Regions from separate parts of the Homo sapiens genome. Here region 2 is linked to region 1. A link is a contact called in ENCODE Hi-C data. All regions are on one chromosome and are shown on one strand. The core of a region is the stretch at or near the end of the contact, and the rest is flanking DNA. Distances in the headings are between cores, read along the strand shown.

Evidence for each region. A loop is a pair of places that touch in the nucleus more often than their neighbours do. Pooled maps may share reads with other maps.
Region 2: a loop to region 1 is called in a pooled map, with 2.2 times the contacts of the local background. The contact joins the promoter of EBLN2 here to the promoter of RYBP in region 1. A Hi-C loop is called at or near these places in 1 of 37 single-sample maps with no recorded cell type and 3 of 50 pooled maps.

Annotation. Positions count from the first base shown.
Region 1 is chr3:72,443,609-72,449,467 of GRCh38, reverse strand. It overlaps RYBP (RING1 and YY1 binding protein), which reads left to right and starts at 2,845. Exons shown (of 4, transcript NM_012234.7): 1 at 2,845-2,972. The coding sequence starts at 2,845. RefSeq lists silencers at 1,999-2,408, 2,469-2,528.
Region 2 is chr3:73,057,050-73,062,908 of GRCh38, reverse strand. It overlaps EBLN2 (endogenous Bornavirus like nucleoprotein 2), which reads right to left and starts at 1,250. Exons shown (of 1, transcript NM_018029.4): 1 at 1-1,250. The coding sequence starts at 827. The coding sequence ends at 9. PPP4R2 (protein phosphatase 4 regulatory subunit 2) reads right to left here. Exons shown (of 9, transcript NM_174907.4): 4 at 3,779-3,872; 5 at 1,849-1,886.

The DNA of each region.
Region 1 (5,859 bases), core at 1,596-4,095:
GGCTATTTTTTTTTTATTTTTAGTAGAGACAGGGTTTCACCATGTTGGCCAGGCTGGTCTCGAACTCCTGACCTCAGGTGATCCACCCACTCGGCCTCCCAAACTGCTGGGATTACAGGTGTGAGCCACCGTGCCTGGCCCTTCTTAAACACATTTTTAAAAACTTTTTCTTTTTTGAAAAGATAACACAAGACAAAGATACAAAACGACATACTAAAACAGTCAACCTCCTATGGATAAATTACAGTGTATTTGCAATGGAATTCTACACACTTAAGCAAACAAAAATGAACTATTGATGTAGGCAACAACGTGGATGGATATCACAAATATGCTGAGCGAAAGGTGCCAGCCAGACACAAGAGTACAGACCATATGACCCCTGCATATGACCTTAAAGAACAGGCAAAACTAATCTTTGGTGACAGAAGTCGGAATTGTGGTTACCTAAGTGAGGGATGACTCATTGGGAGGATAAAATGTTTTATTGTTCTAATGGTGGAAAGAGGGGTGTAGATGTATGCACTAAGCTGCAGTGTGAAAATTTGTGTATTTTATTCTATGTATAGAATAATAACAAAGTCTCCTTTCCACTACTATGGCTCCCAGCTACCTCCCCGGAGGCCACTCTTCCAGTGAGGATTTCTTAGTGCCCCGTTTCTGTCACGACCTTCATGCCAGGGGCAGAGTCCTGGGAGCATGCCAGGGAGACACCAGAGGCCAAGGCTGCTCCATGGCGCAGCTGCACTGGGCCATGGCTTGTGTACGTACCCTTTGGCTTTCTACGGCCCTTTTACCCCTAGAACGCTATCCCTCTCTCTTCCTCTTCCTTCTTTCATCCCTCCCCTAAGGAGGCAGCTGTGGCATTGAGGCCTTGAGAGGTTGCTGACCCTTGCTAAACAGTGTTGCTTCTCCTGGCCCTCCTGGGTGCGCCTGCCTGGAGAGGACACTGCGTGCTGATCAAACTTATTGTTGACACATTCATTCTCTCTTTTATTCTCTCCCTTCTGATCCCTGGACTGATCTCTAGGAATTTCTGCTCCCTGGGTGCTCAGTCTCAGTGAGCTTCCCTGGTGGCAAGCCCTGATATGCTTCCCTTCCATGGGGCAGTCCTGATAACAACCTATTTTATATTTGCATATAAACCTGGCTGAGGGTCTGTCTTAACTCCAATCCCCCCACCCCCGGGCCCCAACTCCTAGCAGCATTCTAAGACTCCGTCCCTCCCCTAACCTGGGGCTTCAGCACAGCCGCGTCTGTGTCTTTTATCATCTGGGGTCGTCCTCCTACCAGATCTCCCTGCCTGAGGACAGAGGGTCCTGAGTCACGTTCAAGTCAATTTGGCAAGCGTTTTTGGAGCAGGGCAGAAAGTGAAGGGCACTACCCTGTTCCTCGACTTCAAAAATCGAACGCGGGGGAAATGGTGCACAATTCAGGCCCAGTTATAATAGCTCCTAATACCCAATATCTTGTTTTGGTCCTTCGTGAATACCAGGCATCCATCAGCGAACCTTCCATGCCTGATTTCTCCGAATATTCAAAACAACCCTGGGAGGATGAGCCCCATTTTGGAGATGAAGGAGCTGAGGCACGAGGTTTTAATGCGGGCATGTGGTCGCCAGAATTTGAATAGCAACTTCCCTAAGGAAACGCCCTATTTAGACTCTAGGGGAGAGGAGGATCCCAGGAGGAGTCCGCCAGCAGAAGCTCAGAGTCTGGCCTGGGGGCATTTAGTTATGCCACGCCCTTTCTCTACTGTTCCCTCCCGCGACAGGGGCCTGACAGGGAGTGGGGCTTCGGGCCAGCGTCTCGGCCGGACGCAGGGACTTCAGAAGAGGCAAATACAAAGCTCCGCATGGCAGAGGAACAGAGGGGCGCGGGGGAACGCGGTCCAAAGGTGGACCTTGTCGGCCCCTGGGCACTGCAAGCCTCGAGGCGCTGCGAGCGGTGAGGCTGTTGCAAGCTCCCGCGGCGCGCGCAAACTGCGTGGAACTACTTCCCCGGGGCGGCTTCGGGGCCGGGGTCCCGGCAACAGCCTCACGGGGCGCCGTGCGGGGCCCGAAGCCAGTTGCCAGCTCCCGGGCGCGGCCACGTGCGCCCCGCCGGGCTTGCACGCTCCGCCGCGCCGGGCCGCGGGGCCACCGACAGGCACGCGCGCCCCCAGCGCGCACACACTCCCGGGCACGCACACCGACCGCCCGGCCCACGTCCGCCACGCCCCGCCTTCCCCCGCGCCCCGCCTCCGCCCTCGCGGCGCCGGCCGCCGCCCTCCCATTGGCCGCACGGCGCGTGACGCGCGGCGCCAGGCCCCGCCCCTCGTCAGTCACTCGGCGGAGGCGGCGCTGGCGGGGACTAGTCTCGTCCGGAGACTGTGATGGATTTAACCAGGTGGGGAGGGAGGGAGGGCGCGAGCTTGGGAGTGGAGAGGGAAGGAGCCGGCCCACTCCCCGTCGCCGGCCTCGGGCTGCCCCTGCGCGCCCCCTCCAGATCCGGCCCGCGGCTCCCCTCCCGGCCCCCCCAGCCCCACGCTCAAGTCCACAAGTCCGCCCGCTTCCTGCGCCCGCCGCGGCCCTTCCCGGGGCGCCGCCGCCACCGCCTGGTGTGCGAGGCTATCCGGCCCGGGCCCGGGGCTTGCAGGGTGCCAGTGGGGGCGCCCGGTTCCCTTCCTCGCTCTCTCTTCCAGTCCCCGGAAAGGGTGGGTGGGTGGTCTCCCGAGCGAAGTTTCCAGCACTGGATTCCTGCGAAATTACGACGGCTCACCCGCGTCTGTGTTTTGCTGTCTCTCCCCCGTTTTCCTGCTCCCTGCCTCTTCCCTCCCTTTTCCCCCACTCTCCACTCCTCGGAAGGCCAAAAAGACAAGCGAAACCTGCCGCAGACGAAGGGTTTTGGGATTGTAGCGTCTGCACCTTCAGAAACAGTGCTGAAGCCTTTAAATGCAGCATCTGCGATGTGAGGAAAGGCACCTCCACCAGGTACTTGAAGATCTGTGTTACCTTTTGTTAAAGGACTTTTTTTTTTTTTTTTTAAGTGAGAGGGTAGTGAGCCTTACTTTCTGCCCTTTTTCCAACTTGTTGATTACGGCTTTTTTTGTATTTGCGGGTGGGTTGTGTGTGTTTTTGGGTTGAGTGTATTAAGTGTTGGGTGAAAAGCCTTGTGTTCGCTAAATGATTTATGGGAGGGAATTTTTCCAGGTTTTCATTTTATTTCAAACGGACACTGGATTTATTTGACACTTGTGTCTATTGGCTTATTGGTATTGGCTGGGGAAGAGAGGAAGCAGTACTATCGCTATGGATTGTAGGACATAGATGTTTTATATTTTTGCCATGTGTAGAATGGTTTTAATTTGCCTGTCCCGAGTTACTTTTCTCTTGTCTGAGAAATTTAGTGGGGGTAGTAAGGCTGGCTGTGCTTTTCCTGTCTTGAGCTGCAAATGTCTGTTACTTTCTTGCACTTGAAAATAAATGTCGGTATTTGATAAAGTAAGTGCATTTTGTGGGAGACTGAGCTGTCAGTTTTTTTTTTCTTTGACTAGCTTATGTGGGGTGGTGATGGGGGACGATTTTGTAAAATGGTGAAATGAGCAGTGACTGTGGAAGTTTGTGTTTAAAGCTCTGTGATGATGAAAAGAATGTTGAAAGAATTCCTTTTCATTTTGATGAAGGTCGTAAACTGCATGTGATGTTAAAACGAGTTAACTACTTTAGATTTAACATTCATAAATACTTGGATAAAATGTCAAGACTCATGTAGTCTTTTGGTCATCTTTTAATTTATGTCTGAATTTGTTTCATTGGCGTTAGAGTTTGAAGTTAAACTGTTCTTGGTGTCATTTAATGAACAGGCATTGGGTGTGTGTGTGAGACAAGAATGAGTTTTTGGTGGATCCTTTAGAACATTACAGTTGATTGCCAAAAGTCTCATTTTATCAGGTACTTATTTTTGAATTGGTGACATTTCAGTGTGACTGTGTAGTAGTACTTCACAGTTCCAACTGGATATTGTTCTTTGATTAGATGAATATGTCATGTTAAGGTTTCATTGGTTTATTTATACTTGGGATTAAATAGGATTATTGGGCAACCTAAAATAATCTAACTCTGAGATTAATTGGCCTAATTATTGTTTCTGTGAATTGCACTCTTTAAATGATGATACCTTTGAATAAAAATAATCAAAAACTAAAAATATTACTCCATACGTTGTTTTAAGAAATTTTTGTCGGTGTTTTGTATTATCATGGAATATATCTAAAGTAAAAAACACGCATCAGTAGTTTCATAGATTTTGTTTTGCTGTCTAAAATAGGGAATTCCATCAAATGGCATGAAAGTTTTTAGAAATGTATTTGTTATTTAAAGCAGTAGTGATTGTATATTATTTATGAGTAATGTTTTTTACATGTAGAAGCCCTCAGAGGCCAAACCTCTTTATTGTGGTTTTGCTTTGAGTGTTACCGTAGATGGTGTTCAAGTAAATGATTAGGAAACTCCTAAGAACTTGAGAACATTACTGGTGAAGAGAAACGTAAACCAAATTCAAAAGTTTATGTCTGATTTATCGCTGGGAATGATTATCTCATAATGAAGTGCATTTCAGCTTTTAACATGTATTTTAAAAAACCTTACTCATCAATTTTTCGGAAGCACATGGAAGGTGTTGACTTTTAAAAAAGGTATGTATGTATGTTTAAAGTTTTTTCAGAGCCGCAGATGACTGTTGAAACTTAGTTAAAACTACTGAATTATTTACAGTGAAAATATTTTAGAGTCTATTCAGGAACAGGGAAAGGCGTCTACTTTAAGGGTCTTCGAGTAATTTTCTGATGTCATTTAATAGAATTTGAATACAGATTTAACAGGTGTGAGGACTGAAAACTGTGTGCATTCATGACACTCTTAGCTGGCCACAGTTGGTTTCATTTTGGTTATTGTCAATATTTTGGTGTTTTAGATCTATTCAGAAGTCATCGTTGGTTGGAATGCAAATAACGTTTTGGTTTTCCTACATTATGAACAGGTTTTATGTGGAGAAGTGAGTTTGACAGGTTTTCATCCTATCCTGTCTTGTGTGTTAACTGTTGGTTAATCCCTTTGTGATACTGGTTACTGCCATGTTTTTTTCTTGGCCCTCTTGTATTTTTTTTGTACCTCAAAAGTTTGAGTATGAACTTGACATTTTCTATCTTGTGTAGTTTTAATCAGACTTGGTATAGATTGATGGCAGTAGAAAACTTGTGTTTTGGATGCTGGGTAATAGGCAATATTTGTGATTTTTAGAATAATTTGTTTCGTGGCACAGAAATTGTATTTTATTGCTCTGAGCTGGTGTTATGTATTTTAACAATTCTAGCTAGTTGGCTAGCCGGTGGTTATTTTGCAGTTTTTGATCATTCTCATCACTGTCACCTTCATCTACCAGTCAACCAAGGAAACCACCTATGACTTAGTGGTAGGCCAGTATGATAGAGAACTATATTTGCCCTTTGAGGGTAGAATTGATATTGCTGATGTGATTGGGAAAATACTGCCATTCGTCTGAAGAACACTTATTAAATTCGTAGGATATGAAAGATGCTGCTGAAGGGATTGGAGAGAGGAGAGGGGAGTGTTAAAATGTTGATAAGCCGTGTATGGGAATGACCATAATTCCAATTATAAAGGCTGTACGGAAGCAGGGGTCTGGCTTAGGGAATCAGTTAGAAGGATTCCTTCTTCTCCACTTCTTTTGGACAAGGAGAATTAAAAAATCACCTGTCACCTTTTCACTATTACCATGTACGTCAGATATTTTTAGTTCTGCAGGTGGAATTGTTAAGGTGATTGAGAATGAGGTCTTTTTTTTCTTTTTGGAGCAGCA
Region 2 (5,859 bases), core at 1-2,500, 620 kb before region 1:
CTTGGCAACTAACTTGACTTGCGTAGCTTGTGTAGAGGGGATTCAAAGTCTCCAAATAGAAGTGTGAACATTAATTCTCCAACCCATGGTCTTGAGCTGATCCAACCTATGGCTGATTCTGCATTGCAGCTGATTAGCAGATCAGCACTCTCACCATGTGAAAGTCTTCCAATAGATGCCATCATTGCCTTGAATCGTCTCTGAACTTGGAGACTGCTGGTGCAAATCTTATCACTTGATCCAGCCGCAATGCCTATCAAAAGGTCACAGCAGTGGCGGAGAACTGATGACTTCTCAAGGGCAATAAAGTTAGGCATATCTTTGAATCTGCTAGCATAAGGAGTACCCCTTTCCTCGTTCTCATTCCCAACCACAGTATTAGACCTCTTGCTCACACCAACACTCAGTAATGCCTGGTGTAACCCATCAAATATGAAACACAAGAATACTAAACTTGGGGTCACAGGGTGGAAATGAGATTTATGTGCTGGGTCTAGCATAGACTTGGCTGCTTTTTTAATGTCCTTAATATCCCCAATGCTGGGTTGGGGTTCCAATGCATCCAGTGGATACTGTCTGTTTTTCCCAGATAGCTCAAATCTTCCTTGAAGGTCAGGGAGCCCACTCCTGTCCATTGCGTCATCTCCTGGGCTGCTGGGCTGTGAGTCCTTTCTTAGATGAGACATTGTGGAAAATTGGTTCCGACTTAATTCTTTAATTTTGTTAAGAATCATAGGTCTAAAAGATCTTTTGTAAGATCTGTCACAGACCCAAACAAAAAGACTGTGAGAATTAACATAAGCATACAATTTAAGAAAATAACCCATTATTAGTCGCTATGACTTGACTCTGCACTTCTTTACCATTTTTCCAAAATACCTCACGTTCATGAGCAAAACAAAACATATTTTGCTTCATAAAAGAAATTTTTATCATGTATACATTTTAATAGTTTTTCTGTCAAGAAATATAGTATGGGATTATTTTAGTATCTTATTTAGCAACATAACTATATTCTTGGGAACATTCTAAAAACAAATTGACTGGGCTGGGTGTGGTGGTTCACATCTGTAATCTCAGCACTTTGGAAGGCCAAGGCGGGAGGATCACTAGAGTTTAAGGCTGCAGTGAGCTATGATCACTCATCACCGCACTCCAGCCTGGGTAACAGAGTAGTCTATGAAAGCAGAGCCAGATTAACCTTAAACCAATGGTTCTCAGCAGGGGACAACCTCCCCTCCCTGCCTTTCACATCTCCAAGAGACATTTGGCAATGTCTAAAGATATTTGGAGAGGGGAACACTACTGGCATAAGTGGGTAGAGGTCAAGGACAGTGCTAAACCTCTTATAATCCCCAGGACACCCACTCACAACAGAATTATCTGGTACAAAATGTCCATAGTTCCAAGGTTGAGAAATTGTATCCAAATTTAATTCTTACTTTGCTATATCTAAATCTTGACAACTGGAAATATTTTCCATCATAAAGAGAAAAGCCATCAAGTAGTTATTCCAAACATGGGAATTATGCCCTAGAGACACCCTGGAAAGGCATCTAGAATGGCATCTCAGGGCAATGAGTGCCACCACAGTATGTAAATCCAACAATATTAAAATTACAGTAAATCACCAATCTCTTTAATCCAAATCTCTTTAATGGAAAAAACATATAGATAATGTTATTAGTAATATTCTACTTTGGGGACTGAATGGTAGGTTCACAAGTATGTTATCACACTTAATTACATATTAAATAAATTCAGTCTATTTTAAGAATAATATATTAGAAGCAATAAAATGATTAAATATAGTAAATAATATACTAGAAATAGAAAAAATATACTTACTCTGAAGAAGGATAAACACAGCTAACAACCATCACATTCTGCAATAACAAAAATCAGTGATTTAGTATGAAGAAAAGTACTACAACATAAAGTTTCATCATTTTTGTTTCTAAAATCACTCTGGTGGGTTAAATTCCCATTGATTCTAATTTTGCTAGTAAAGGAAAATGGTTAAAAATGAAAACTGGTGAAACAGCAAAAACTAAAACAATAACAAAGGACCAAAAGAGAATATCCTACTCAGCCACTAATTTTTTTTTTCCTATACTTATTTTTTACCCTAATCTAGTTATTCTAGACCCGTAACATCATACACTATACGTAGTAGAGTAACTAAGCTCAGATGGAATCAACAAAGATGTTGAGAGATTGAAGTACTTAAGACATATGTAATTGATTTTCCTTACAAAGCAACACCCAATCCACGGCTTGTTGTGTTGCATCATATATCCCACAGAAAGAGACTCAAACCTTTTTTGTAATATATTTATGATCTTCCCAGTAAAAATAACTTTACTAATATTCAGTGTTCACTGAAAGTTTAGTATGAGTCACAGTAAGTGTTTTGCATTTAATCCCCCTCCCAGCCCTATTATTAACCACATTTTACAGAGGAGAAAACTAACTGGCCCAAGGTCACACAACTATGAAACACTGCAACCCTGATTTAAAGGCAGGGCACCTGGTATGACTACTGTAACATATTGCTACTTTATCTGAAAATCTCCAAAATGTAATTATTACAACTCCTGGAGCTGAAAAGTAAGTACTGATGAGCCATCTCAGTTTCCTGGCCTTTGGGGATATTATTCAATTGAGTGTACAGAGGATCAACAAAATATATTAATCCAGTATGGCCACAAAAACTACTGTAAATCACTATGTAATGGTTTTTGATTCCTGTTCCCAGGGTAAAATAAAGTGGATTTGAACCAGATCCTTAAATGAACAGGGGAGTGTTTCCGGACCAACCATCAACTGAAAATTAGAACTCATTAGTCCAATCTTGGTTCTCACAGGGCTTCCTTCATTTTTCACTCAAGACAAGTCAATTTCTTACTTTTCATTCCCTTAAACACCTTGAATCTTTGTTCTTCACACCATTTCCTTTTTTTTTTTTTTTTCTGAGACAGAGTCTCACTTTGTTGCCCAGGCTGGAGTGCAATGGTGCCATCTCAGCTCTCTGCAACCTCCGTCTCCCAGGTTCTAGCAATTCTCCTGCCTCAGCCTCCTGGGTAGCTAGGATTACAGGCGTGCACCACCACGCCCGGCTAGTTTTTGTATTTTTTGCAGAGACAGGGTTTCACCATGTTGGCCAGCCTGGTCTCGAACTCCTGACCGTGATCCACCCACCTCAGCCTCCCAAAGTGCTGGAATTACAGGCATGAGCCACCACACCCAGCCCACACCATTTCCTTTATTCAGAATACCCTTCCCTTATTCTAACACTCCCTCAACCCCCTCCACACACAAACACTAATGTTTATCTCTAAATCTGACCTGCATCTTTCTACTCAATACCTCATTTACATGCTTGGCACCAGTAAGTTTCCAAAGTTATGTACCTTTGAACTCCAGAATTGAGAAAATGAATTCCATGTGTAAGTTTATAAAACACTCTATAAAGTTAAAATAGCAATTATAACTTCACAGAACCTTTAATAAGTTGATATACACTATGAATTTCCAAGAAATAATAAGCTGCTTTCACCAAACTTCAATGACCAACACACAAACCCTCCTCTACCCGGTCCTATTAAATCTCTCTGTAAAACAGAATGCAATTTGGAAAACAATTTGGGAAACTCAAGGTAGGCTGAAAAACATATTTCAAGAAGTGGTACCCGAAACAGATCTTACTCAATGTTCTTTTCTAAAATAAAAGCTATTACACCACAGCATAATATAATTCCAATAATAAAATAAATACCTTTTCTACTCCTCTGAGAAATTTGTCTGTTCCTGTATAGTTTCTCCTTGGATCTGTTAACAATTCACATAGTCGCTGAATAGTAAAAGGGATACTGCAAAAAAATATAATTTTACAGTGTGAGATCACTGATAATCAAGAAAACGAGGAACATTATTTCTTTTGCTAGGTAAAGCTGTATCTAGTCACCCATGTATTAAGCTACAAAAGAAAATGCTATAATAGGGAAATAAATGGATGAGTCATTTAAAAAAAGACAATAAAATAAGCATACCTTTCTATTTAACAAAAAAACCATTCTCCCTTCCTTTAAAAAGCAATAAAGGTGGGGGGGGAGGGAGGGGGGAATGGTTAACGGGTACAAAAATATAGTTAGAATGAATAAGATCTAGTATTTGATAGCACAACAGGTTGACTACAATAATTTATCGTACATTTTAAAATAACTAAGAGTATAAGTGTACTGTTTGTAACACAAAGCATAAAGAAACGCTTGAGGTGATGGATAACCCATTTACCCTGATGTGATTATAATGCATTGTATGGCTCTATCAAAATATCTCATGTACCCCATAAATATGTAAACCTACTATTTACCAACAGAAATTCTTTTTTAAAAAAAAAGCAACTTAGAACACCCAAAATCAACAGAAAGCTTCAAAACTGAGGAAAAAATTTTTATATAATAGAAAATTCTAAATCCTGATAATTTGATTTTTAAGTTTACAAGAGAGGTAACACAAATAATAATCAAGTTGGGGGTTATTTAATATATGTATTTTTCCTCAAGTATTCTTCTGCACTCAAAGGTTTCTTTAAAATGTTCAAACAAAACTACAAATATTTTAAATGTGGTTCTGCTCCATTATTGCAATTTCATATATAATCTAAGTTTAATCCAACTTAAAATATACACAACTTTTATTTAACTTTACCAAATAATTTCACTATACCTCAATTTTTCCTTGACCACAGTAAATACAAAACTGATATAAGTTGGAACTAAAATCATTTTATAAATATTTTTAAGTTTTGAGCTCATGTAGCTATTAGCATTCATAAGAATTACAAGCTGAACAGAACAGCAAAGTTATGAGCACGAGGTACGACAAACGCAGCTAACAAATACAAACAAATCTTCAGACTTCAGTGTCTGCCATACCAATCTATTTATTCTCTTTAATGAAAAGAATTACAAAGCCTCAAATTAATAGTTAACATTCACAAAGGTCTTCATTTTTTATAGGCAGTGTGATACAGAATTTTCTTCCACCACAAGGTATAGTAGTTAGTGAGTTAAAATGCCAGGACTCAAACTCAGTCTCTCTAACTTCAAATCTCATGTCCTTTCCATTGTACCACACGTATTTTACAAAATTATAGTTGTTTATTTTCTAACTGGATAAACTACATTTGGTTCTCATATTCTTTGTGTCAATACTATTCTTATGTTCAAAGTATAAGATGTGCAAAAAATTCTGAAAGTGCTTAAAGTGCATGTTATTCATATGAGAACAAATGTTTTTAGATAAATTTGAGAGTCCAAGAATCAATCTTTTGTCTCAAACCTAAAATCGAATCCAAACCTAAAAGTGAGAAAACTGTTCTACCAAAAGACAAGGCACAGAATAAAAGATTAAATGTTTGCCTGATATTCCAAACATTCAGAAGCAACTAGAAATTCCTCTGGGTTTCTGAGGAAGAATACTTTTTTGCTTTTGAAAATCTACTCAGAGTGAAGTACAATGTCAAAATGAAGAATCCTTTTAAATGGGGAAGTACAAAGCACACCAACAGCGTTACTAAGTATGAAACAATAAGCTTATACATCTTTTGTTTCATTCCTATAAAGACAACCATTAGAAATCTATAGCTAATACACAAAACTAACTCTACTTTAAAAATGTTTAAGCATTTTCCACATGTATAACAAACAGTATTAGTTTCTCAATTGTCTGTCCGTGAAACCCAGTATTATCGTGGATTTCAGATTAGTGGTATAACTCACCTTAGCTCCTCTTCTAGTTCATGGCTCTTCAAACCTTACACACACAACACACCTAAGCTATTTCCTCATTAAT